Linked DNA regions of Mus musculus: regions 2 and 3 are each linked to region 1. A link is a loop called in an ENCODE intact Hi-C map of the cell type or tissue named here. Cell type or tissue: left cerebral cortex. All regions are shown on one strand.

Evidence for each region. A loop is a pair of places that touch in the nucleus more often than their neighbours do. Peaks named below come from ENCODE experiments on the same cell type or tissue, not always from the same donor. Only the 100,000 strongest peaks of a DNase experiment are listed, where the experiment ranks them.
Region 2: a loop joins it to region 1, with 2.2 times the contacts of the local background. A loop is called at or near these places in 7 of 42 quality-filtered maps.
Region 3: it touches region 1 in a loop (2.0-fold over the local background); 3 of 42 quality-filtered maps call a loop at or near these places.

Annotation. Positions count from the first base shown.
Region 1 is chr12:79,609,845-79,617,844 of GRCm38, forward strand. All of the region lies in intron 7 of Rad51b (RAD51 paralog B), which reads left to right. Among named protein-coding and RNA genes, the nearest start is that of Gm36048, 190 kb to the right of the region's middle. In left cerebral cortex, a CTCF peak has its summit at 3,025; a DNase peak (open chromatin) is centred at 3,048.
Region 2 is chr12:79,923,187-79,931,186 of GRCm38, forward strand. All of the region lies in intron 1 of Gm51985 (a long non-coding RNA gene), which reads left to right. The region is part of intron 2 of 9430078K24Rik (RIKEN cDNA 9430078K24 gene); the gene reads right to left. Among named protein-coding and RNA genes, the nearest start is that of 9430078K24Rik, 9.1 kb to the right of the region's middle. RefSeq lists an enhancer at 576-3,666. In left cerebral cortex, a CTCF peak has its summit at 3,198; DNase peaks (open chromatin) are centred at 2,398, 3,178 and 5,306; H3K27ac peaks cover 2,367 bases.
Region 3 is chr12:79,671,314-79,679,313 of GRCm38, forward strand. The region is part of intron 8 of Rad51b (RAD51 paralog B); the gene reads left to right. Among named protein-coding and RNA genes, the nearest start is that of Gm36048, 120 kb to the right of the region's middle. In left cerebral cortex, no CTCF peak of the experiment used is centred here; DNase peaks (open chromatin) are centred at 4,675 and 7,930.

The sequences.
Region 1 (8,000 bases):
ATGTGTCTATTGAGACTAAGGCAAAAAAGCACCTAGGTAAACCGATGACCTGTGTTCTCGTCCCTTCTGCCCGCTCCAGGCCAGCTGGGCCCAGTCTTCCATTCATCATCTAGTCCAGCGAACTAAGGTAGCTAGAAACTTAGTACTTCCCAGACAGTCGTGGCAGTCTGGGCTAGAGATAGAGCAGTTGCTTAGCATATGTTTAGCCCACAGCACTGAACACAAAACCAAACAAGCCAGATAGTAGCTCTTAACACTGAATGTCTGTTTCTCTTCACCCATGTGGGAACCTGGAGCTGATGTAAACACTGAAGCCAATCAATCTGCAGCTCTGGTTGATCAGAACTGTAATCAATACACAGCAATAGTGCCTTGCATAGGGGCCCTGGAGTCCTGCACAGAGCCTGCCAATTTCATTTCTACCAAGTGCATGGTATTATGAACCCTACTCCCAAATCAACTTTCCACCAAAGGTCCCCACAAATCTTGCTTTCTACTGTCATCCAAAAGGATGGAGATGCTAAGGAGTATAGAAGTGGAGGGAGAGATGTCTCCAGGAACACTTATGATCTTAGATACATATATCTAAAAGGCAAATTCTTGCCTCAGGTGTTGAATAGGAGTCTAATTTCACAGTCTGACTTGGGCAAAGGATGACTGTTCCAGACTGGTATTGAACTCCGAGCACTGAGGCCAAGGTGATTTTTCACCTGTATACTCTTCCCAGAATATACCTGACGTCCTGTCTGTGTGTCAGGAAGAGTCCTGTGTGACAGGGATGGGGGAGGGAGGAGCTGTGTGAGAAGAGAAGTGGCTGGGCAGCAGTGGGCTTGTTTTCAGTTTCTCAGCTGCTCTGGAAAACAGCCAAAATGAATGAGATACAACAAGCCTTCGGTGTTATTGTAAGCCACAGAGAGGCAAGGCCCCTCATTTTAAAAAGCTCTGTAGAGTTTAAAGTTTCATGTGTATTTGGTCTGGGGCAAGTATAGCCCTGAACTTCCTCCAGGAAAAGGTTCTATTGCAGGAGCGCCCAAAGGGCCCCGCCTCCCTGGGCAGATAGTGACTTGATGGAGCTAAAGCAGTGTAGCATCCCAGTGAGCCTTTCTGCTGTTTGGCTAGTGGAGGAAGATTGACACAAACCTTGGCTAGCCCTGTCTTCGTGGCCTCTAGAAAAGACTAGAGAAAAATCTGTTTGTCTTAGAAAGTGGATGGTCTAGCAGAGGGGAGAAAGGAGAGGGCTAGATCCTCTGGGACCAGTGTGCTTGTGTAGTGTACACAACACGACACCCAGGGATACCAGGCAAAGCTAACTCCTGGCATTCTCCCAAAGGATGGACAAGCTGAGATGTTCAAAGCAGGTCACCCTCCATAGAGGAAAAGCTCACGAGCCTGAGGTGGCTGTGAGTCGCGTCCTGCCCTGGCAGTCATGGTCATGTTCCAGGCTTGATGGCGCTTCAGTGTGACTCTTGTCTGCAGTTCACGTCAGTGGGCTCTCATTACTGTCTTCCTAAGTCCTGTTGACATTTGTAGGCAGAGAAGAAATCTGGATAAGGAAAATTCTTTTCTTGACATTGTTTAAAAGCATTACTAAAAAAAGAACAGACAGTATTTTCAGAGCTATGTGGAAGCAATGACGTTCGTGGTCAGTGTGGAAGCTCAGGTGGGTAGCTTGGTGAGCTGTTTCAGGCCACAGCCATTTGTGAGCAGCCTGGGATGTTCTGATATGGATACGAACACATTCATACTTCAGTGGCCACCTTTTTCTTCCCAAGACTGTCTTTTCTAGCATACAGCTTTTAGGATTTTTCTGGAAAAATTGCATTGTATTGGTTTGTGATGAGCTTAAGTTTCCAAAGAAATCCTACTGGATCCTCAAGACTGTTTCGTGTAAGGGGAAGAGTGGGTATCAGAAGCAAGCCATCTTTTTATCTTAGAAGTGGCAGGAGGTGGCTGTTCAGTCTACAGCTGACTTATCTGTGTATTTACAAACTGCAACTGAGGACAGCGAAGTGGCTTTGCTTGAAGTTACACAGAAAGTTAGTTCAGGAACAGCAAAGAAAAGCCCTGCCTCCTCATGCCTGGCTTGTCATCACAATGTGAGCTCTGTCCAGAAGAAGGGAATTCAGTCCTGTTGCTTTAAGAAATTTTGTGGGCCAGGCAGTGGTGGTACACCTTTAATCCCAGCAGATTAAAGGCAGAGGCAGGCAGATTTCTGTGAGTTTGAGGCCAGCCTGGCCTACAGAGAAAGTTCTAGGACAGCCAGAGCTACACAGAGAAACCCTGTCTTGAAAAAAAAATATTGTGAATATGTAAGACATTGAAGTGGCTTGTCAAGGTGGGCTCGTTATCCTGGATGAAGCATAATTTTAAAGAAATGTATTTGGAACACTCTAATTTTAACCTATGTTCTAATTCTAGCCCACAGAATTTTTGCTCAAAGTGCCCCCGCATACATTTTGTTCGAGCAGACCCTCAAGGCAGTTTTGTGGAAGTAGGAAAGACACATCTAAGTACAGCTGTTTTCCAGAAACAGAACTGAAGCTGGAAGCTGTGTGTGACCCAACCACACTGCTAGGAAGCTGCTGAGCGGGGCTCACGCCCAGGCGTGCAGGCCAAGCCCACGGCTTATCTCATTGCCCCACCATGCGTGTTGCTAAAATGATGTTTTAAAAAGCAGTCCCTTTTCCTCATCTTCTCCTGCAACGGCTACACTTTTCCTGCCCTGCCCGAGACAGTGCTGCCGTAGCCACACCATTTACCATATGTGGAGGGAATGGGCCTTCTCCTCCGCGCCTTCACTTCAGACCCAGTACTCTTTGCTTCCCCTTCAGATGTGAGGGGCTGCTGGGGTTATTGGCAGTGTCTCACTAGGCTGCCAGCGTTGAATAACCTTCATTTAAAACAAAAACAAACAAGGGAACAAGGGATAGGGAATTTAGCAAAGTTCTTGGCTCCCTTTTCTGGCTCTTCTTGAAACCCAGCATGCATTGTCAAGACGTGCTGCTTGTTTTCACACTGAACGCTAGGTGGCAGGGTGGCCACACCACTGGCTGTGGTCCCAGGGACAGGAATGAGGAGGCCTAGACCATCTGTGGCTTGGGGAGATTAGGCTAACCAACCTGGCTGATCTCTGCTTGACAGGGAACTGCCCGCAGTGAGTCTGAAACATATGCTTCCAAGATACTGCCTTTAAGTTTCCTTCTCCCTTTATTCCCTCAGCCCACTTGCAGTTTAATTTTTCTGCCCCATTGCATTCTGGTAGTAGAGGGCAGACACTGCCTGCCAGCAGCTGCCTCGAAGGGCAGATTGTGATGGGAGCACACAGTGGTGCTGGCACTCTTGCCTTGGCATGTCATTTGGGTCATGGGTGTCTGAAGGTAAGACCTTCCCTTGAGTTCATTAGATATTTCTCAGAGGGACAGCAGACTGAGCCTGAAGATCATAGTAAGCCATTACCCTACGATCACTCACTGTCCCCACTAACTCAGATACGCTGAAGATCACAAAAACAAGCAAACAAACCAAACAACAACAGAAGGCAGATTTTTGTTTTGCTGGCATGGCGCCATCTTGATTCTGCTGTGTAGCTAGACTGGCAGAGCTGCCGTAGGTGGGTGAGACATGGCTTCCAGTTTTTGTTCTTGTTTTCTTACCTAATAGTGTACTGGGGTCTGCTACCCTGGATGCCTCGCAGGCCACAGGCCGCAGGCCACAGTAAGCTAAATAAAGCACCAGTACAAGTTGTGTCCTTTCATGTTGTAGAGAGCATGAACTCCGGTTACAGAAATACTTCTCTGGATCTTTGGATTTTTTTTTTTTTTCTAAGAAAGAAGAAACACCATTAAAACAAAACATTGTGTACCAACTGAGGATAGCACCCTGACAGTACCCACCTTGAGACTTCAGTTAAAAAAAAAAAAAACAAGTCTGAATGTAGAAAATTGATCAAACAGAAAGATTTCGTTTTAATTACAAAGCATTCTTTCCTCACAGCTGAAACCACAATCAGATTTCATTAAACAGTGAGTAGTGAGTTCCTGATGTGGATTGTAAGTGACTCCATCGATGAGAATTAAAAAAAAAAAAAAATAGACTGTGTAAGTCGCAACTTTTCAGGAACTCACTTGTTGCGTAATACCAAGAACCAAGTGTCTTTGTACAAGAACCAAAATCACTTTGTACATATTCTTACATCACGACCTACCATTTCCCAACTGGGGAACCCAAAGCATTTTTTGGTTTTCAGCTAAGAGTCCTGATAAAATCCTAATTTTGCACATACAGCGTTGGTGACACTGAAGGGCCTCGTGAATGTGACCAAGGTGACTCGTCTACAGGATAGTTCTGTAGATGAAGGCCCAAGTGTTCTGCTGATTCAGTTGCCTAATGGACTTTCATTAAATTCAGCAATATGACTTTTGAGAATACCTCAAACAACGTACATAAAGCAGGCCAAGGATATTAATTGCAGGCTTTGAAGCTGGAAGAGGGTGGTGAGACCTTCTCCTTCCCTAAGAAAGAAATGTCATAAAAATTCCAAAGCAGAGATCAAATTTCCAGGGGGAGGGGCTTCTTTATTGTTTCCTCTAATAGCTGCTCTTGAGCCTTCTAGAGTGCTGTGTAGATTAGCCCTGGGCAGGGACTAAACAACAGCTTGGCTTTGCCCCACTCTAGTATTTTGCACCCATTTTGAATGATTAATTTATGATATTTTTGCTCTTGTCGGTCCTTTCTTTTATTCCACCTCCCTTCCCTCCCCCTGGAAGGTCTTTATCTTCACACTTTTCCAATTAATTGGTTTCCTTTGCCCTTGGAACCACAGTAAATGTGTAGTGGGTCTTTACGGGGGGGGGGGGGGCTTCATTCTGTGGATCATGCTTTAAAGTCTTGGGACTGGAGGGATGGTGAAAATGAGTCACAGCTTGTTTCTATATTTGCTTCTGTGTCAAGGGGTGTAGTTTTCTTACTACAATGTCTGCTCCATAGCTTACATTTTCAGGGAAACAAACCAGAATTCAGTCAGTTCCTTTAATGAAATGTTTTCAAATACTACAGAGTTCTTGGCCTCTGTAATTCCACACTGAACAGCACAGTGATGGCGGCCTTAGTATTTTTCTCCACAGGAAGAAAAAACACACTCAAAATAGGCTCCCTACCTCCCACCCCATGAGTCCTCCAGGAACAGGCCTTCTGAGTGTTGCCCAGGCCTGTTCACAGCCTTAGGACACCAGCACTAATTCACTGAAGGCCCCATAGTTACTTCTGAGTGACAGCTCAGGACAGGGACTTCAGGGATTGGGATCTAACAGTTAAAAGGAAGAAAGAAAGGAAGGAAGGAAGGAAGAAAGGAAGGAAGGAAGGAAGAAAGAAAGAAAGAAAGAAAGAAAGAAAGAAAGAAAGAAAGAAAGAAAGAAAGAAAGAAAGAGGGAGGGGAGGGAGGGGAGAGGAGAGGAGAGGAGAGGGGAGGGGAGGGGAGGGGAGGGGAGGGGAGGGGAGGGGAGAGGAGAGGAGAGGAGAGGGAGAGGGAGAGGGAGAGGAGAGGGAGAGGGAGAGGGAGAGGGAGAGGGAGAGGGAGAGGGAGAGGGAGAGGGAGAGGAGAGGAAAGAGAAGAGAAGAGAAGAGAAGAGAAGAGAAGAGAAGAGAAGAGAAGAGAAGAGAAGAGAAGAGAAGAGAAAGAGAAAGAGGGAACAAAATAGAGAGTAGAGCTGGGGGTCTGGAGGCGTTTGCAGGGGGAAGTAATGTGGGAGAAACACAATGGCTGCCCCAGCACAGGACTGCATCCTGGGATCCCAGCACTTCACTGGAGTAGGCATGAGCTGTTAGAGGTCAGCTTGCCTTGATTTTTTTTTTTTAGCATAAAAAAGCCAATGACTACTCTTGAGTGTCAGTTTATTGAGCTCTCTAGCACAGACTCATAACTTCTATTAATTAGGGGAAAAAGCCTTCCAGAGGAAAGGGAAATGCCGGGCAAATACAGTTGACTTTGACCAGTTGTCAAGTCCCTGCTGTTAGGAGTCATGGACAAGTCCTTGATTCTTATTTGACAGAGCCAGGGTTGGGGGCGGGAGGAGCAGTTCGGCTTCTGTACACTTTTGGAGAAGGAACTTTTTTCCTCCAAACCACATTTTGTTCTGGACTTACCATCCCTGTAAGGTCTCGCTTACTATGGTGCTCCCTTCAGTCCAAGCACCTTCAGGAGCCTTCTTAAAATTCCTTCTTAAAAGCATAAGGTAAAAGTGTCAAACTTGTTTTCCTAGACGGGAGTGGAGCTGGAGAAGGGACCAGGCCCAGTCCTTTTGCTATTTTAGATGCTGGTAAATAACTTGAAACCTGTTAAAGCTTTTAAAGGAATGTGGAGGAGTTGTCCCTTTGACTCTTGTGTTTCAGAAAGCAAATAAAGGGAACAATTTTCAGAAAAGAGTCAGCCCTTCATGGGCTGCATTCTTTTCAGTACCTTGCAAATGTCACATTTGTCCCTAGAGGCTCACAAATTGATTCACTTGTCTCCATGTCTTAACAGGTTCAACATCCTTATCCACTGCCCCAACTGATTTTTTTTTCAGTTTAGTTTTGTGTGTGTGTGTGTGTGTGTGTGTGTGTGTGTGTGTGTGTGTGTGTGTGTTATCCTTGTCCAAACCAGCCATTTAAAAAGTAAGAAGTACCGCTTTTGCGAGAGAATAGTGTTGCTTAGGTCTGGCATGCTAACAGATATATGTAAAAAGTCTCCATTTTGCAATATCTGTTGGCATTAGGTACAGCTCCTACCCAGCCATTTTATTAGTCATGCAAATGAAGATAAACCTTCATAGCCAGCAAAGTACAAAAGGAACTACCTGGGTTTATTGAGATTTTAAAGGAATGCCTGTTATAGCGTACCCATTCATTTTTATGAAGCTCTTGTTTCTAAAGGATTGCTGTAGTTTCTACAAAAGGGAAGAGGCTCAAATTCCTTTCTAATACCACAGCTCCAGGAGTGTACCTGCAGCAGGCAGCAGAAACCCAAAACAGTAAGACAGTGATATTCTAAAATTGCATTTTGGCTCTGTAGATTTTGAGAGTAGCTTGGTTCTGATTTTCTTGGAAGTAATGTATAGTGAAACTCAAGTGTAGGTCTTCTCTATTTTTTAATCTCAGTTGCTTGAGAAATGATGTGAATGGAGGAGGAGAAATAGAGTAAGTAATGTGGATGTGCCATGGGTATGTGCTTGGGGATTTACCTTAAGTATGGAAAATTAGTACACACATTTAATCTTAACCTATGTTCAAGTTCCCCTTCACACACACACACACACACACACACACACACACACACGGGTGAACACTTTTGACAAACAGTGGAGAACTGTGCTATATTTTCATTTTTTCTCTGTTTGTTTAAGGCAAGGTTTCACTGTGTAGCCCTGGCTGACCTGGAATTTCCTGAGATCAGGCTGGCCTCGAACTCACAGAGATCACCTGCCTTTGTTTCCCAAGTACTAGGATTAAAGGAGTATGCCACCACATCTGGCTCAATATTTTTAATAGAGTCTGTTTAGTAGAACTGTTTTATAATTTCCCTTTTTGTAGCACTATTGCAAAAGCAATAAACTTCGTTCTTTTTTAACAGCTCCCATTGTCATAGTACGTGTATACCCCTTAACTCACTTGTCATCGATAGTCATGTAAGTGGTGTGTTAGTCTTTAATAAATGACTTATTTTAGCCAGGAGTAGTGGTGCATGCCTTTAATCCCAGCAGTCGGAAGGCAGAAGCAAGAAGATCTTTGAGTTTAAGTCCAGCCTGGTCTATAGAGGGAGTTCCAGGATAGCCAGGGCTACACAGAGAAAAATATTTTTTTGAACTTATAATTACATCATTTCCCTTTTTCTTCCTTCAAATCCTTCCATATACCCTTCCTTTCTTGCTTGCTCTCTTTCAAATTAATGGCCTCTTTTGTTGTTGTTGTTGTTGCTGTTGATTGTTGGTGTATTTATATATGTATATGTGTATATATTCCTAAAT
Region 2 (8,000 bases), 310 kb after region 1:
GTGCTAGAAGTGGCCTTTAAAGTTTTAAATTATATTTGTATTCAGTGTGTGTGTGTGTGTGTGTGTGTGTGTGTGTGTGTGTGTGTGGTATATGTAGCATAATACACATCTAGAGGTCAGAAGACAACTTAAGGGAGTTGGTTCTTTCCTTCCATCACATGGGTCCTGGCCATCGAACTCAGGTCTTCAGTTTTGGCATCAGGCTCCCTCACCTGATAAGCCATCTTAGCAGCCTTAAAAAGGGTCTTAAGCACAAGCATGTAAACACTTAGGCTTTGAGTCCTAGCCCCTCACACTGCCCTTGGTCACCTCCAAAGCCCGAGAGTATGCACACCAATGCCACGACCTGCCTGCTTTAGCAGACCAGACTTCAATTAATTAGGGCCCTCCACTCAACTGAGTTAAGCTCAGACACTTGGCTAGGAAATTTCAGAATCTGAAAGCCAGGTCCGACAGTGTGCTCTTGGTGAATCTGTTCCTTCATCCCAAGAGTACTCTGGCTGTGACTGGAACATACGGACCACAGCGTGGGCCAATCTTATAAGCAGACCAAAGCCAAAGCCTGGTAGGCATGAGGTCAGCCAGTGGGAATTCAGGAGATGAGCTCAAGAATGGGTCTTCCTGGTGCTCTATGCCTCTTGCTGCCAGGACTGGGTGTCAGCCTACCACCTCGTGCTTCCACACAGGTCCCTAATGTGTCCTGTAAGTGTCACCATCCTAGGCTCCCAACACAGCGGATGTTTCCTTTCTCTCTCACTCCTTAACTCTAATTTCCACCCTCCTGTGCCACTTGGCTGACCTCCTTGGCAGAGAGGTAAGGAAAGGACAAGTCTCTGGAGGTTCAGGTCCCGTGTCCCCCCCCCCCCACCACCACCACCACCGAAACTCAAGTCTCCCTGAGGCCACATGAGCAAAAGGCCAACAGTCCTGCTCTCGCTGATCACTGACCTGGTTTCCTTTCACCTCTTCTGGCTGGGCTGTTGGTGAATGTCACTCCAAGCAGGGTCACTCATTGAAATCACCGCTGGGAACAGGTCTCTCCTCTCCTGCTCCTTGTGGCACAAGACAGGCTTCACTATAGTTCCCAGAGTCCTCCCTGCCCCTCACAAGCTGGCCTTCTTCATAGGTTCTCCTCTCCCCCAGTACTTGGGTCATAGTCCCCACTCAAGAGGCTGTTCTTATTTCTATCTAAATCCTTCAAAAATGAAAAATTTTTGAAGTTGTGTTTGAAGCCTCCCTGCAACGAGACACATCCCTATCCTGCCCAGCACATCTGTGAGTCCCTTCCCACACTTCATGTCTCACACTGTAGGTTAACGTCTCGTGCCTTCCATTTGACCCAAAGGATGACGTACATGTACTTTTGGTATAGCATTTGTAATCTCTCCTTCCTGAATAAAATTTACAGAAGGGACCTTAAGCCTGCCATAGTCCACACTTTCCAAAGATGGAGAGGTGAAGAGTCATAACTTACCCAGGCTAGAGGTTTGAATTTGGCAGAGCTGAGTATGACACTCAAATCATACTCAACTTCTCCACCCAATCTAGGACCTACCCACGACCCCCTGCTGCCTCTCTACATAGAGCTATACCATCCCTGGGGTTCTCGGCTGTCACAAAGGGCAAGCACAGGACATTCTCATCAACTGGGCAAATGGTGCTTTTCCATTTACCAGCAGGACAAAGCCTGCTGCAGCACCCCGCCTCTGACCCTCAGAGCGCTGTATGTTTCTCAACTTCTTTGCATTTTAATATCCACCAGGCAAAACAAGTAATGAACAGGGGTAGGGGGGAGGGGGGGCACTTGAATTTTCTCAGACCAGCTTTAGTTCCCTGCTGGCTGCATGTGAGTACCTCCCTTTTCTTCAAAGTGAATAAGCCCCATGCCCGCTCCCCATGGCAGGGAGGCCAGCTCCTTCTGCAGGCAGCCCTTTCCATTTTCAGAGATGCCCTGCGACGTTACTCTCCCTCAGAAGCTGCCGCAAAGCCCCAGGCAGAAGCTGGTAGGGACAGAGGAAGCAAGCAACCAAGGCACTTTGGGAATCCATGGGACTAAACAAGACAACCTGGGAGTTGAAAAGCAGGGAGGAGCAGAGCAGTGAGACACCCCCACCCCCCTACCCCTCGCGCGCTTCTCCCTCCCCTACTTGAAGCAAATGCTCTGATTCAATGTCAGTCTAACAGGGCAGAGCAAACATTCCTCACCACCACCACCACCATTGTCTTGCTCAGGCAAGGAAGAAAAACAGAATAATGAGCCGCGTTTGGGCGGTGTCACCCAAGCAGCCAGGAAGACGTGGGCAGACGCCTGGTCAGGCCAGACTTTCTCTGTTTCTGGTAGAGATTTTATAAATATTCGGGGAGTTTGATCTGAGGTTGTTGGTGGGGAGGCGAGAAGAGCTGCCTGCGGGAGGGGGAGATAACTCAGTCCCTGGGGGTTCTTGGCCCTCTCTGAGGCCTGCTTTTCATTAGTGTTACCAAGACAACCGCTCATCTGCTGCAGAGCTCATCACAGCCTGCAAAGCACCCTCAGCATGGTCTGCTTCCTGCTTTGCTAGTGAAGCTCCATAGCAAATCCACCTTCTTCCAGGACACTGCCCTTCACCCCATGGTCCTCCAGCCTGGGAAAGAAAAGATCACTAAAAAGGGACAGGAAAGTGCTATGGTGACTTTCTAAGGCTCGAATGGACAGGCAGAGCTGTGATGGTCCTGTTACCAGGACGGTAATTTGCTGAGCATTGTTCTAAACTAGAGTCAGGATCCTTGAGTAGGTAACAAAACTCTAGGGCAAGATCCTGGGTCCAGTGTCTTTTTCTGTGCATCTCAATCTTTGTGCCCCTCCCCCCCATACAGCCACCTTTCCCCTCCATACACACTTTGATTTGATTTTCTTGCTAAGCAAACACATACAATGTTCCCAAGCCTTCCTGGTCATTGTATGGGTAAGTCCCAGACGCTCATGCAAGTGTGAATACACATGGATTGAACCTAGATGTCCAGTGGGTTGCAGAAGGACTGTCAGAGGAAAGGGAGGAAGGACACTGGGTGGGAAGGGACTCGTGTGGGCAAAGCAGTATTTTAATAAGCAAGCCAACTCCAAGAGACCCGAGGTCAGGCAGGGAATGGATACCCATCACTACAATCCCTGCAGACTGCTAGTTACTGGATAAAAAGTCAGCTCCCTCTAGCTGTGAGCTCCACAGAGCCAGCAGCCAGGGAGTCCCACTCTTGGGCTGCATGCCAGTATCCAGCAGGATGCCTATACCCGGATGGCCTCTTAACATGGGTTGTCAGAGAAACCCTTCTGTAGAAGCAAAAGAGGACAAGAGAGCCATAAAGATCCTTCTGGGACTGGGGCATTTGGAGGAGGGGGGTCATCTTCCTAGCCTAGTTTTATGCTTTGAAGAAAATCCGGACCCCAGGCCTCTCCTAGACCCTCCTTATTGTGGAATGCAGCTCACTCCAGCCCTCTTGAAAGAATTGGACTCTGAAATCCAGAGCTAGCCCTGATGAAATGAAGACTCTGGACTAGAACTAAAAGGCCAGAAGATTCATATTCTCTCTCTCTCTCTCTCTCTCTCTCTCTCTCTCTCTCTCTCCAGTTCTCTTAAATGGAGTAGAACCAGGAACTCTAGCCACTCTAGTTATCAGGGCTCACACAAAGCATCTCCTTGCCTTAAAATAAATAAATAAATATTTCATATATTTTAATATATAATTGATTTTAAACACACACATATATGATTCTGAGCGCGCACGCGTGTGTGTGTGTGTGTGTGTGTGTGTGTGTGTGTGTGTGTGTGTGTGCTCGAGCACATAGACAGACACAGACAGACAGACAGACAGACAGACACACACACACACACACACACACACACGTATATAAAACAGGATCTTATAGTCCAGGGCACCTCAAACTCTCAGAAAGGCTCCTGCTTTAGCTTTCCAAATGCTGAGCTCATAGGTTTGAGCACTCATACCTATGCAGACAGGCCTCACACTGCCTTGTTTCTTGCTTCCACTGAGATTGAAGCAGCAGACTCTTAATTTGTTTGCTGGTCAGGGGTGGGGCGATTCTCTCCATCTTGTGAGAGAGACCATCTGAAAGAGATTTCATCACATCCATCTCCTGAGATAACAAAATCATATCAAAGTCTTATCCGAGCCCCCAGGGTGCAGCTGTCTCCTGTCATGGCCTTCTGATCCTCACTGAAGAGGTCCCTGCTGGCATCTGTGACTCAGTCCCAGTGTTGGGGTTTAACAGGCAGCCAAGTGAGACCATGTGGGACCAACTGCATGCTGTGGGCTCCTTGGTCCATCCTAGATCCTGGTGGGAAAGCTTTACTCCAGAGAAAGAGTGACACCAACCCAAATGGCTGTCAGAGTGGAGTGTTAAAGAAGATGGTAGGGTCCTGGAGTCTGCCTCCTGCTTGTTCCATGAAGAACCACAGACCCCACTGGATCAGGGAGTGAGCTTGCAGGGGCCCACTAGGTACCATAACACACATCACAGTCTGTGATACAGTGGTACTCAGAAAAGAGCCTTACAGATTTTGGTTCCAGTTTTGCACTTGGCAATATGTGGCAGAAGGAGAAGTGAGCCCTCTGCCTGCAGCTCCCTCTCTTTAGGGTAGGTGTGATACTACCTACCCCGTGGGGTTGATGGAGGCAGGGGACCCACACCGGCAGGCCCCAACCTCATGAATGATAGCATCCCAGAATTGTTCAAGGACCATTAATAGTAGTAGCCTTTCCTACCCTGATGTTGGGGTTTCAGCTTTTCCTCTAGCTGTCACATTTGTGTGCTGTCTGTGAGTATTATTAGCCCCCTAGTCATGAACCCTGTTTCCAACTGTACCCATGTATACTTTCATCTCAATGTGAAATATGGGTCCCAGGGAGCTGTCTAATGTAGACAACATAGCTATGTCGATGAAAGTTCCAGGCCTGGCCAGCCTGAAGGGGAAGCTCCTAGAAGAGAAATCAAATCTAGCCTTCCCAATGGAGTCTTCCAGAACCTTCCCCACTTCCCACAAGCAAGTAAAGTGGGGTCTGGTTTTCATCTCGTTCACTACCTGTGTTTCCTTGAGAGACAGCAGGATGTTGTTGCCATGACAGTGGTGTGTATGTGGAGCTGGGGGGAGGGTGGGGGGGCTTGGTAGTTTCCCTGAGGAGGTGGCATGCTCTGTGGCTGTGGTTCCATCTGTACACCTAGGCAGATGATATGGAGCATAGAGATAGATGAATGAGCCACAGGGGATGGGAGGTGGGGGGGACGGACTCTCGAGGTTTGCATGAATGCTGGGCTGATTGAGCACAGCTGTTCCCTCGGCAGTGCTTGGCTGCTGCTGCTTTTCACATTCATTTCATGGGAGGACAGAGAGGCAGCTCCTTGGATGGTTCTTGGAGTGTATGACTGGGAGACCTGGGAGTCCCTTAACAGTGTCTGGCCTCAGTTTTCTTCTGGAATGTAGTATTCATACAAGAACCTTCCTGAAGACCGATACATATATATATATATAATTTCCCCCCAACAGCAATGGCACATTTGCCAGAGGGTTAAATGAGGTGCTACTTAGCAGGAATGTGGCACAGAGAGTATTATCTGGTTGAGAGATGGGACCTGCCATTTTGGTAACTGTCAAAATGGGCAAGCCTGAGATAGTTGGCTCAAGCTGAAGGCACAAATAAGAGAAGGTGCTACAATTTGCAAAAATTAAACAGAGCCCCCAGCTCCTGAGATCAGCAGCTCCTCCCTTCCCCCTCCTTCAGCTGCAGAAGTTTAGACATGTGGTTCCCCAGGCTGCCCCAGTAAGCTAAAGCTTTAAATAAATACACACTCCAAACTGCCGTGCCATCTCTGCCCCCTGGCTGCCCCAGGCTCCTCCCTCTTCTTTCCTCTCTTGCCAGGAGCCAGGCCAGGTGGAGCTCTGGAGAAGGTATCCCTTCTGCTTGCACGTATGCTGTCCCAGGGGCCTGCGCAGGACACAAGGGGCATCCTGATCCAGTGCAGACTCTCCTCTTCCTGGGTTTGTTAGGAGCCTGACCGGCCCTGAGTCTTATGACTTCAACAGATGTTTCTGCTTAAGGAGTCCTGGCATCTTTACGGCCTGTTTTTTCCATTCTTGCCTCTCTTCCTCTGTCCCAGCGGCTCTGAACACAATTTAGACTTCATTTTCTTTCTAATGGTTACAGGGATAGAAAAGGCTAGGTTTGGGTTTAGGTTTTTTGCTGCTGTTGTTGTTGTTTCTTCTTCTTTTTCTTAACTTTTTTTTCTTAGCTCTTCTACACACACACACACACACACACACACACAGACAGACACACACACAGAGAGAGAGAGACTTCCATAGGTCTATGTTCCCAGTGTATGTTACTATCGAAGCAACATTGTTACATTGTGTTTCAAAGTCTCCTTTCCCATCTACCCATGCCTCGTATTCTTTGCTGTCCATCCCACCTAGATTACCGCAGGACTGATTGGAGTGTCCACTCTGATGTTGGTTCTGAAGGTTTGTAACCATCCCGGCCTAATGCCTGTCTTCCAATAAAGCATAAGGAGCCTCGCTACTGTCTATCAGAGTCTGGGGAGGCTTCTGCAGGTCAACAAGACTGACAGTTCCCCCCAAACTCTGTCTAGCTAGCCTACCTCTCTGGGCTCAAGGGGGGTGGGGGTGGGGGGCGGAGTTGACAGTTGTTACAAATGGAACCAGTTTTCCATGGGCAGGTTGCAGGCTTGCAACCAGCCCAACCACTCTTCAGATCACACCTGTAATTCCCTCTCACCTGCTGGCATGACTGGATGTTCCCAGTCACTTCCCCTGCAGGGCTTAGAGTGACCTATCCCAGGACCTCGGCTCATGATTTGTGTACGCCCCGGGCTGAGAGCTGTTCATTACCTGCCGAGACTGACAAGCAGACCAGAATTTCTCGTCTGGGCTCCCACAAGAGTCTAAGCAGTTCTTCCTGGAGTCCTAAATGTTGACTCACCTGGGTACTTAGCTGGGGTTAGACCTGTGTTTTACTGTATCCTTTGTTTAAGACTCACATTCTAGAATACTATAGTGTGGAGCTAGCTGCCCCAGGCTGTCCACTCCACCTTGAAGCTGACTATGAGGGCAGAAGTGGGACAAAAATCTTTTGGATATCCATCTTCAATGCCTTTTCCACAGAGAGCCTTCCCTGATGGCTAGGCCAAGCCCTGTGAAGTGTTCATTAGGTGACAACCCCCACCCGAAGAGGCTACCCTCCTGTCTCGCTCTTTCCCATGATACCACCACACTCATTTTTCTCGTGGCCTTCTCCCCCCTCCCCTTCCTATTTAAACACAGCACAACTCTGATTCTCGCTTGCCCAGGCTTTGGAGACAGAACTGTATCATCTTCTCCTTTTGAGTCTGTTTGGTGAAGGCAGACACTGCAAAATGGGTCAGATTCCCAATAGCATGATGTCGCACATAGGGATAGTGGGAAATGGATATTGGAATAAGATTCCGAAGGAATTCTGGGAAGCATGCTGTACAGCAGCCATGCCTAGAGCCTCCATCAGCCTGGCTTTTGACTTTACTTCATACTTGTCTACCATTGAAGAGGAACAAAAGCAGCCTCTTAGCTCTTTCGTCAGCAAATAAATCCCTTCAGAATTCCCCCACCCACAACATGGACACTTCCTAGAAACCTCTATTGACATCCTAATCCTAGAGCCCATGGATGGTCAAACTCATGTCTGCCCTAGAACCCCTCAGGATCTAACCTCTTCCCTGGGCATATGCCAGTACCCAGCCTTGGCAAGTGGAACAGTGTCGTGGTGGCTCCGCACACCAGCTGTATCAGGCATTGTTCATCCTGTTGCCGAGGTATCCTGCTGCTGGATGGGGCTCTGGTTCTACTGAGCAAGCGTTTAGAGACCCAAAGCCACACCAGGACTTGCAAACCTGTGCATACGTCTAATGGGACAGAGGGGGAATTCACATCTGGGTGTAAATAGCTGGCAACCAGGCC
Region 3 (8,000 bases), 61 kb after region 1:
GTAGAATAATGAATGGAATCAAGTTCCACCCTAGGGCCTATGATCTAGCTGGCCACAGGGTTTTGACTAGAGTTATCTGAAAAAGAGAAAACATTGACTAAGAAAATGCCTCCATAAGATCCTGCTGTAAGGCATTTTCTTCATTAGTGATTGATTGGGATATGGGGAGAGGCACAAGCCCATTGTAGGCAGTGCCATCCCAAGCTGGGTAAGATCCTGATGTAAGGCATTTTCTTAATTAGAGATTGATTGGGGTATGGAGAGAGGGACAAGCCCATTGTAGGCAGTGCCATCCCAAGCTGGTGGTCCTGTGTTCCATAAGAAAGCAGGATTGGCAAGTCATAAGGAGTAAAGCTGTAAATGTCTGCATTTTCCATGGTGTCTGCATCAGCTCCTGCCTCCAGCATCCTGCCCAGTTCAAGTTACTGTCCTGGCTTCCTTCAATAATTAACAGTGATGTGGACGTATCAGCCAAATAAACCCTTTCCTCCCCAAGTTGCTTTTGGTCATAGTGTTTCATCACAGCAACAGGAACCCTAACTAAGACACCCAGTTTATGGTACCAGGCACAAGCTTTGTCTTGTAGCGCAGGCTTTAAATCTAATCAGATAGTGACTAGTTACTCCCATAACATGCACTCTCTTGTCAAGGCATCCTATTGTAGCCCACAGAGGTCACAGCTGTGTAGGACAATTGATTCCTTTTCTCCCTTGGTAACTTAAGAGGACCTTTCAGCACTAAGAAATCTAGTTGATGGTGTCAGATAGGAGTGGGGATGACGTCCAGGTTGGTACCAGTTTGATTTGTCTATGTCCTGTGACTCAGGTATGTAGTATCTTCAGCAGTAGGATCTTACCATCAAGTTCCACTGGGTAACCAAGAGCTATGACAATAGCCATTTTTGATGGGGGTGGTGTTTCTATTGAGTCACACTGACCAACTAGAAAGGAGGTCATTCATACCTGCCACTGGGCTTATTATGATAGCCTGTGGTGTCTGGAAGACACGTTGTCTTCTTCCCGCCCCAGTCAGGGGGCATTTTAGAGTATCCCCCTGACCCTCCTTTCCCTTGGCCACACTAAGTGACACCTGTTGGCCTTTTCAGCGTGTTTGTAGGGTTGTGTTCCATCTTTACAAAGCAAGGTGCTATATTCTCCTCTGAGCCTCAGGCAGGCTTCTCTCTTCATCCTATGATGAGTAGAGCAAGCACAGGCTGGGCCACCCCTCTGCAGGCATCTGGCACCTTCCTTGTCATTTTTTTATGCTGGTTGTCTTTGCATTTTGAATCTATAAGCCATAAATATTTAGCATATTTTCTGTAAAGCATAGTACAAACAACCGTTCAATTAAGTTATATAAAACACATTAGAAATAGGACATTTGAAAATGAAACAGGTTCTACCATTCATCTCATTGAGTGGGATGTGTATGTCTGGCACTGGGTCTAATTCCAAATTCTCTCATTTCTCTTTAGAGAATTCTTTACAACCTCAAGAAAAGTGAGGCTGTACCCTCAAATCCATCTGTCTGTCTGTCTATCTATCTATCACCTATTTATTTTTGAGGTGTGCATGCCACAGCATGTGTGTGATCAGAGGACATTTTCTGGAGTTGGTTATCTTCTTCCACCATGGTGGATTGCAGGGCTCAAAGACAGATCATTGTACAAGGTATCAGACACCTTTACCCACTGCGTCATCTCATTGACCTTTGACCGCAAATTTGAGCATTGGCTCCATCTTTTCAATTGCTTGTTCATTAATCCACCCCTTCATTTAGTGTAGAGCATCTATAATATAAAAACCTTACTGGTTGCTCAGAGAATAGAAAGACCAGTTTCAGCCTTGGCCCCACGAGAATATAAAGGCCAATTCTACTGCTCAGCTTCTCTGTTTGGAGCCTTAGAATTTCTACATGCCATAATGAAGTTCAACTTTATGTCTGAGTTGGCCGGGTGTTATGCTATAGTTGATTAATAAAAGATATAGAGAATGACCTGAGTTTATACACATACACATACAACAATTGTGTTATGTTGTACAGCAACTAATGAGTTGTCAAGAATAAGTTGTCAAGTCCAGTAGTAGGATCAGCAGGTAATTCACTTGCTACCAAACCTTAACAACCTGAGTTCGATTCCCAGGACCCACCTGAGGACAAGGAGAGAACCGAGTTGTTCTATGACCTCGACATGCATGTCTGGCATGTATTCACCAATAAGTAAATAAGTAAATGCTATTAAGGGAGAAATGGAGGTCAGTCAGTCTCCATGGTGATGGCAAGGGCCACCATCACAGGATAGCTGAACAAAACTAAGACAGTTCCTTGACTAGTATTTTAATTCAACATGTATGCAGTACCCTGGATCTCATCTGATAGACTGACTGACTGCCTTTGTCCCTGGTCACATCCACTGGTAGCTCAGATTGAGTACCATGCTTCACCAAGAAGTCACCAGCCTGGCCAAGGTAGCTCAGTGTGGCTTACACCTGAGTTGGTCAACTCTTTTTTTTCTTGGGTAGCTTTTTAATGAGAACCAAATCAGATAAACTATTGCTTAGTTCCTAGGCTCACTACAGACGCAATCAATCAATCAATCAATCAATCAATCAATCACATCCTGGTGTAGTGTTATGTCAGGGAACCTGGCTTTTCTATGCTGGTCATCTGGTTCTCATGCCCCTTGGGGCTGGAGTTTGGAGTAATTATTGAAGCAGTCTTGAGAAAGCTTTAACCCTTGAAACTATAGCTGGTTATCAGCAGGCATAATGAAAACCAACTTTTAGCCAGGGTCTCACTACCAATGGCAGTTTAAGATAACTGTCAAAATCATAATTTATCTCCCACTCCTCTCCAAGAAGTAGGAAACTATAATTCACAGATCATTTCTGCTGTTAGAAGCAACTTGTGCCCTCAAATTAAGTTAGTCACCTTCCTTTTCTGGTTGCTCATCTGCTACCTGGGTGAAATGCTCAAAAGAAACCCCACCTGGTTGGCTGTTTCAGATTTTTCAAGAAATGATTCCCTCTATGATGCTATGCTTCTTAGTTGAGTTTGGTGTAATTATTCATCCTCCATATTAATAAGTATGAGTCGAAGCTGAACAATCAAGAGAAGACATCTAAAATTAGCCCTGGCCTTTGATCAACTCATATTAAAAACCATAATAGGAATAGAGAGAGTGTAGTCTTAGCCCTTGGCCTACTGGCAAGCATTCTTACAATGGTGAGTGTACCTGAAGTTTGTGACAAGTGTGTACTGGGGACATCTTTGTCAACATACGTTGGTAACACACTGCTTTGGGAAGGTATGCTTCTATGGCTGTAGTCAGATTGCATTGGGAGCTGTCTGGGAGACAAAGAGGTAAGAAAAAAAAAAAAAAGGTGTATGGACCCCAAGGGACAGGTGATGGTATACCAGGCTGTGAGTTCCACCTTCAGGGCAGGAATCTAGAAGAGTGCAGAGACTCATGAGAAAAGAGATGATCCTGTTGGCCAGTCACTCTTGCTCCAACTACGTGTGGCTAGGAAAGGAAACCAGCTCCCTTGGATTGGATGAAAAATATTGATTTTTTTTCCCCTAACTGGAATTTGACAGGGTCAGTTCATGTCTGGGTTTTCAGCACTTAAAACAGGGCTCTTTTGTCTTGGGAGGCGGCTGGACTGGTTTCTCCTCCAGGCAGGTGCACAGAGGGCGGTTATTGTAGCCTGAAACACAAACACCGAGCCCCTGCACCCTGATCCACACACTCTCCAGCATGGCTCAAGGAAGTAAAATGAACAATGACTCTTGCAACAGGCAAGCACTGTAAATGCCACTCCTGAATGAAATATTTCTTAAAACTTGGTATCCGTAACTTGATCGGCTCTTAAAACTTAATTATATGTCAGGGGAAAGGAAGCCATTGGCTCCTCCAGCTGTCCAGGTTGAACAAGAGCGCACAATGGACCATATCCGATTCGCAGCCATACTTAGGTAATCAGATTAATATCTCTTGAATTGAATTTACCCTTTTGATACGGACTCTTTCAGCTGGCTTGTTTCACATCTCAAATTTTGACAAAGCCTCACGGCCTTTGAGTAGGTACCCTGAAATCTATATGCGGGAAGCCTGTGTTCTTTGGAGCAGTTTTTGGGACATGCACCAATTAAATCTGTTTCTGGCACGCTTTTAATGGCATACTTTCCCCCGAGTCAACAACCGCTCCAAAATCTGAGGTCATTTGTTTAATTTAAAAGCAAAGGTTATGGAACAACCACTGCAGGCTTCACAAGCCAAGTCCCCGTGGCTTTGAAAGGAGGGATGAGGAAGGGGAAGGCTACATAAACTAGGATACTTATACACAAAATAAGTTAAGTACTGTGTCTCTGTCAAGTGAGTATCAAACAGGGCTAGTCCACGCCCGCCCTGTCAACCTCCTTTCCCTTTCTTTTCCAACCAATCCCAGAGCTCTCTTACTCCAGAGGGAGTTCCACACAGTTACTGTTGATCTTGTAGGACAAACATCTGGACTGGATTTTTGTCAGCTGGAGACGAGAGAGAACTGTAAATGATGCTGTGACTTTTTTTCATCCTTATTAAATTTATTTATAGCCAGTCTGAAGCCAGGAAGCCTGCCCGGGCCCTTGATTGGATGTTCTCGAGGAACTCGGGGCAGATGGCATTTTCCCCTTGTTTTCTAAATAGTATCGAAGATAGCCTTACATAATTCCCAGCTCGGCCTTGTTTGTTTGTTACCACAGAGGACACACCATTGGGACATTTTGTGTGTCAGAACACTTCCACTGTGTTAGCTTATCCAGCCTGCCTTCCTTTCTGTCAGGGGGAGAAGGAAGTGTGCCTGGTACAGCGTTTGACAAACTGCACTGATAGAAAGTCTGTGTCTGGTTTGAGACGTGAACCAGTGTCCTGGGGCGTTTCTTTGCCAGAGAAACTCAAGTTGGGTCCCATTCTATCTTTTCCACCTAACAAACCTTCAAATCTTAAGGCTGCCACGTCAAACAAAAACAAACAAACAAACAAACAAACAAACGCCCATTCATTTTCTCATTACTGAAGATAATACAAGGCTCTACAAGAGATATTTCCAAATACTTTACTCTGCCCTTAGACCATATTACATAACAGTGTCTTAGGGGTTATGTAACTATTTAAGAAACAAGGCTTCCGACTTAGTCAAATGAAGATTTCTTGTGGGCCCTTCCCGGTACGATGACTTGCGATTATCCCTTGATTTTTCTTTCACTGGCATTTGTAACTGCATTGTTTATGTGCTTTGTTTTGTTAAGGCTTGGGAATGAAGCCTGCTACCCACAGACATTTTCTTCTCCAGAGTAGACTGTTCAGCTTCCTGCCACCCAAGTCAGCCATCCTCTGAACCACGGAGCCTAATATTGCCCATCTTGCTAAGGGTTAATCTCTGGTATGAAATTGAATGGAAACCAAATGCACTCTTATTGGAAAAGCAGCCACGGAGGCCCATTCACAGGCAGTCCTCAGAGGGAAGACTCTTAGGAAACAAGGGGTCTGCAGCAGTTTCTCAGTCTCCACTTTTTGTGAGGTTCCTGTGTCACCAGTAGATAGGTGTTCTTAGAAACGTCAGCAGATTCTTCCAAGAGTTATCTTGGTTGTGGAATAGGGAAGCCATTCTTAGAGCAAAACTCAGGTTGGCCCTGTGTCCGTTGGTCTGATGGAAAGCTTCATCAAGTGAGGGTGTCTGCTCTCTACTGTTGAGCCAGCTCAACTGTGTGACACTGGCCCTGGCACTGAAAGTAGCCACAGGGTGGCCGTTATTCATTCTTATCTCAGTTCGGAACACTGAGTCATAAAAGGGGAGAGCCAAAGGTAAAAATGTTTGTTATCAAGTAGGAAGGAAAGACAGACACAGAGATGAAATGCAGAGGAAGGTGAGGCGTGGAGTTGGGACCAGATGGACTGTAAGCAGCACTGAATCTTTCAAGATTGTAAGGCTGCATTGTTCCTGCTAGGTTTAGCTTCAGTGTTTTCAGAGATGAAAAGTACCGATTTGGTGAAGGGGAAAGAGTTCTGTCTATGCTTAGAACCATCTACATAGTCTTCATCATTATTATCATCATCATTATCTTTTATGAAATCTCCCTAAAGAAGGGTTCTTTCTTTCTTTCTTTCTTTCTTTCTTTCTTTCTTTCTTTCTTTCTTCCTTCCTTCCTTCCTTCCTTCCTTCCTTTCTTCCTTCCTTCCTTCCTTCCTTCCTTCCTTCCTTTCTTTCTTCCTTCCTTCCTTCCTTCCTTCCTTCCTTCCTTTCTTCCTTTCTTCCTTTCTTTCTTCCTTCCTTTCTTCCTTCCTTCCTTTCTTTCTTCCTTTCTTCCTTTCTTCCTTTCTTTCTTCCTTCCTTTCTTCCTTCCTTCCTTTCTTTCTTTCTTTCTTTCTTTCTTTCTTCCTTCCTTCCTTCCTTCCTTCCTTCCTTCCTTCCTTTCTTCCTTCCTTCCTTCCTTCCTTCCTTTCTTTCTTTCTTCCTTCCTTTCTTCCTTCCTTCCTTCCTTTCTTCCTTTCTTCCTTTCTTTCTTCCTTCCTTTCTTCCTTCCTTCCTTCCTTTCTTTCTTCCTTTCTTCCTTTCTTTCTTCCTTCCTTTCTTCCTTCCTTCCTTCCTTCCTTCCTTTCTTTCTTTCTTTCTTCCTTCCTTCCTTCCTTCCTTTCTTTCTTTCTTTCTTTCTTTCTTTCTTTCTTTCTTTCTTTCTTTCTGTATTGGAATTAAACCCATGGCCTTGGCACACTCTGTCCACTCTGAAGCATCCCAGCACCCACACCCACAGCACTGAGCTATATCCCACATACCTCTCTTTTTATTTACTTTATTTTATTTTGTGTGTATGAGTGTTTTGCCTGTGCATGAGTAGATGTGCTATATGTATATCTGATGCCCACAGAAGCCAGAAGAGGGCTCTGGATCACCTGGAACTAGAGTTACAGATGGTCCTTTGCAAGAACAATGCGTGTTCTTACAAACACGCCATCTCTCTAGCACCCCTACCTCCTCATCCTCCACTTTTTGAGGCAGTAGCTCACTGATTTCCCAGGCTGAGCTGGAAGTTCTTACACAGCCCAGGCCGGCTGTGAGCTTGCAGTCTGCCTGCTTCAGCCTTCTGAATCGTCAGGATTCCAGTCTTGTGACACCATACCCAAGAAAGCAGCATTTTAAAATATTTTTTAAGAGAGAAAGAGAGAGAGAGAGTGAATATTTATAGAGGTCAAAGGACAGCTTTGTGGAGTCGGTTCTGTCCACCTATCTTTTTGTGGGTCATGGAATTGAACCTAGGTCAGTAGACTTACAGAGCCAGCCAGCTCTTTACCCACTAAGCCATCTTACCAGCCTCAAAGCAGTACTTCTAAATGCATTGCTATTGCTGTAAAAGATCCTAGCTAATGGAGTTAAAATGTCTATCAAAGATATGAGCCTGAACGAGCATGGCAGTGTTAGATACTGATGAAGTTATTCCCTCTCCAAGGGAAAAAAAAAGGTGAATGGTGGTGTATCTATCACCTCAGGAGCAGCATCTCCCATCACTGCCATGCCTGACAAGGCTCCAGCATGATTACAGCTGGAAAAGAGGGCAGGAGTTAAAGGAGCAATAAGTAGATATTTGGCACCAAACATTCAACATGTGGACCCTGTGAAACTTGACACTGTTATTTTTGCTCATGTTGAGCATATCACACATTCATTTATGGAGGTACCTATTCTCCATCTAAAAATGTCCAACTCCGTATGGGACAGCAACGCAGTGGAGGGTAAATATGGTTTTGTTCTGCATTTTAGCTGATGAACGGTATATCCTACTCAAGCGTAAGCTATAAACACTGTGGTGAGATTACTCAGAACATCAGCACTAACCATACCCACATTAGTGAGAAAAGCGTGGTGCACTTTTGGGAGCCTCCCAGCCGCCTGTGTCCCTGTGTGTGCAAAGCAGAGTAGAGAACTCATCTACTGTTCTCCCTGCCGCCGTTCCACTGAAAACAC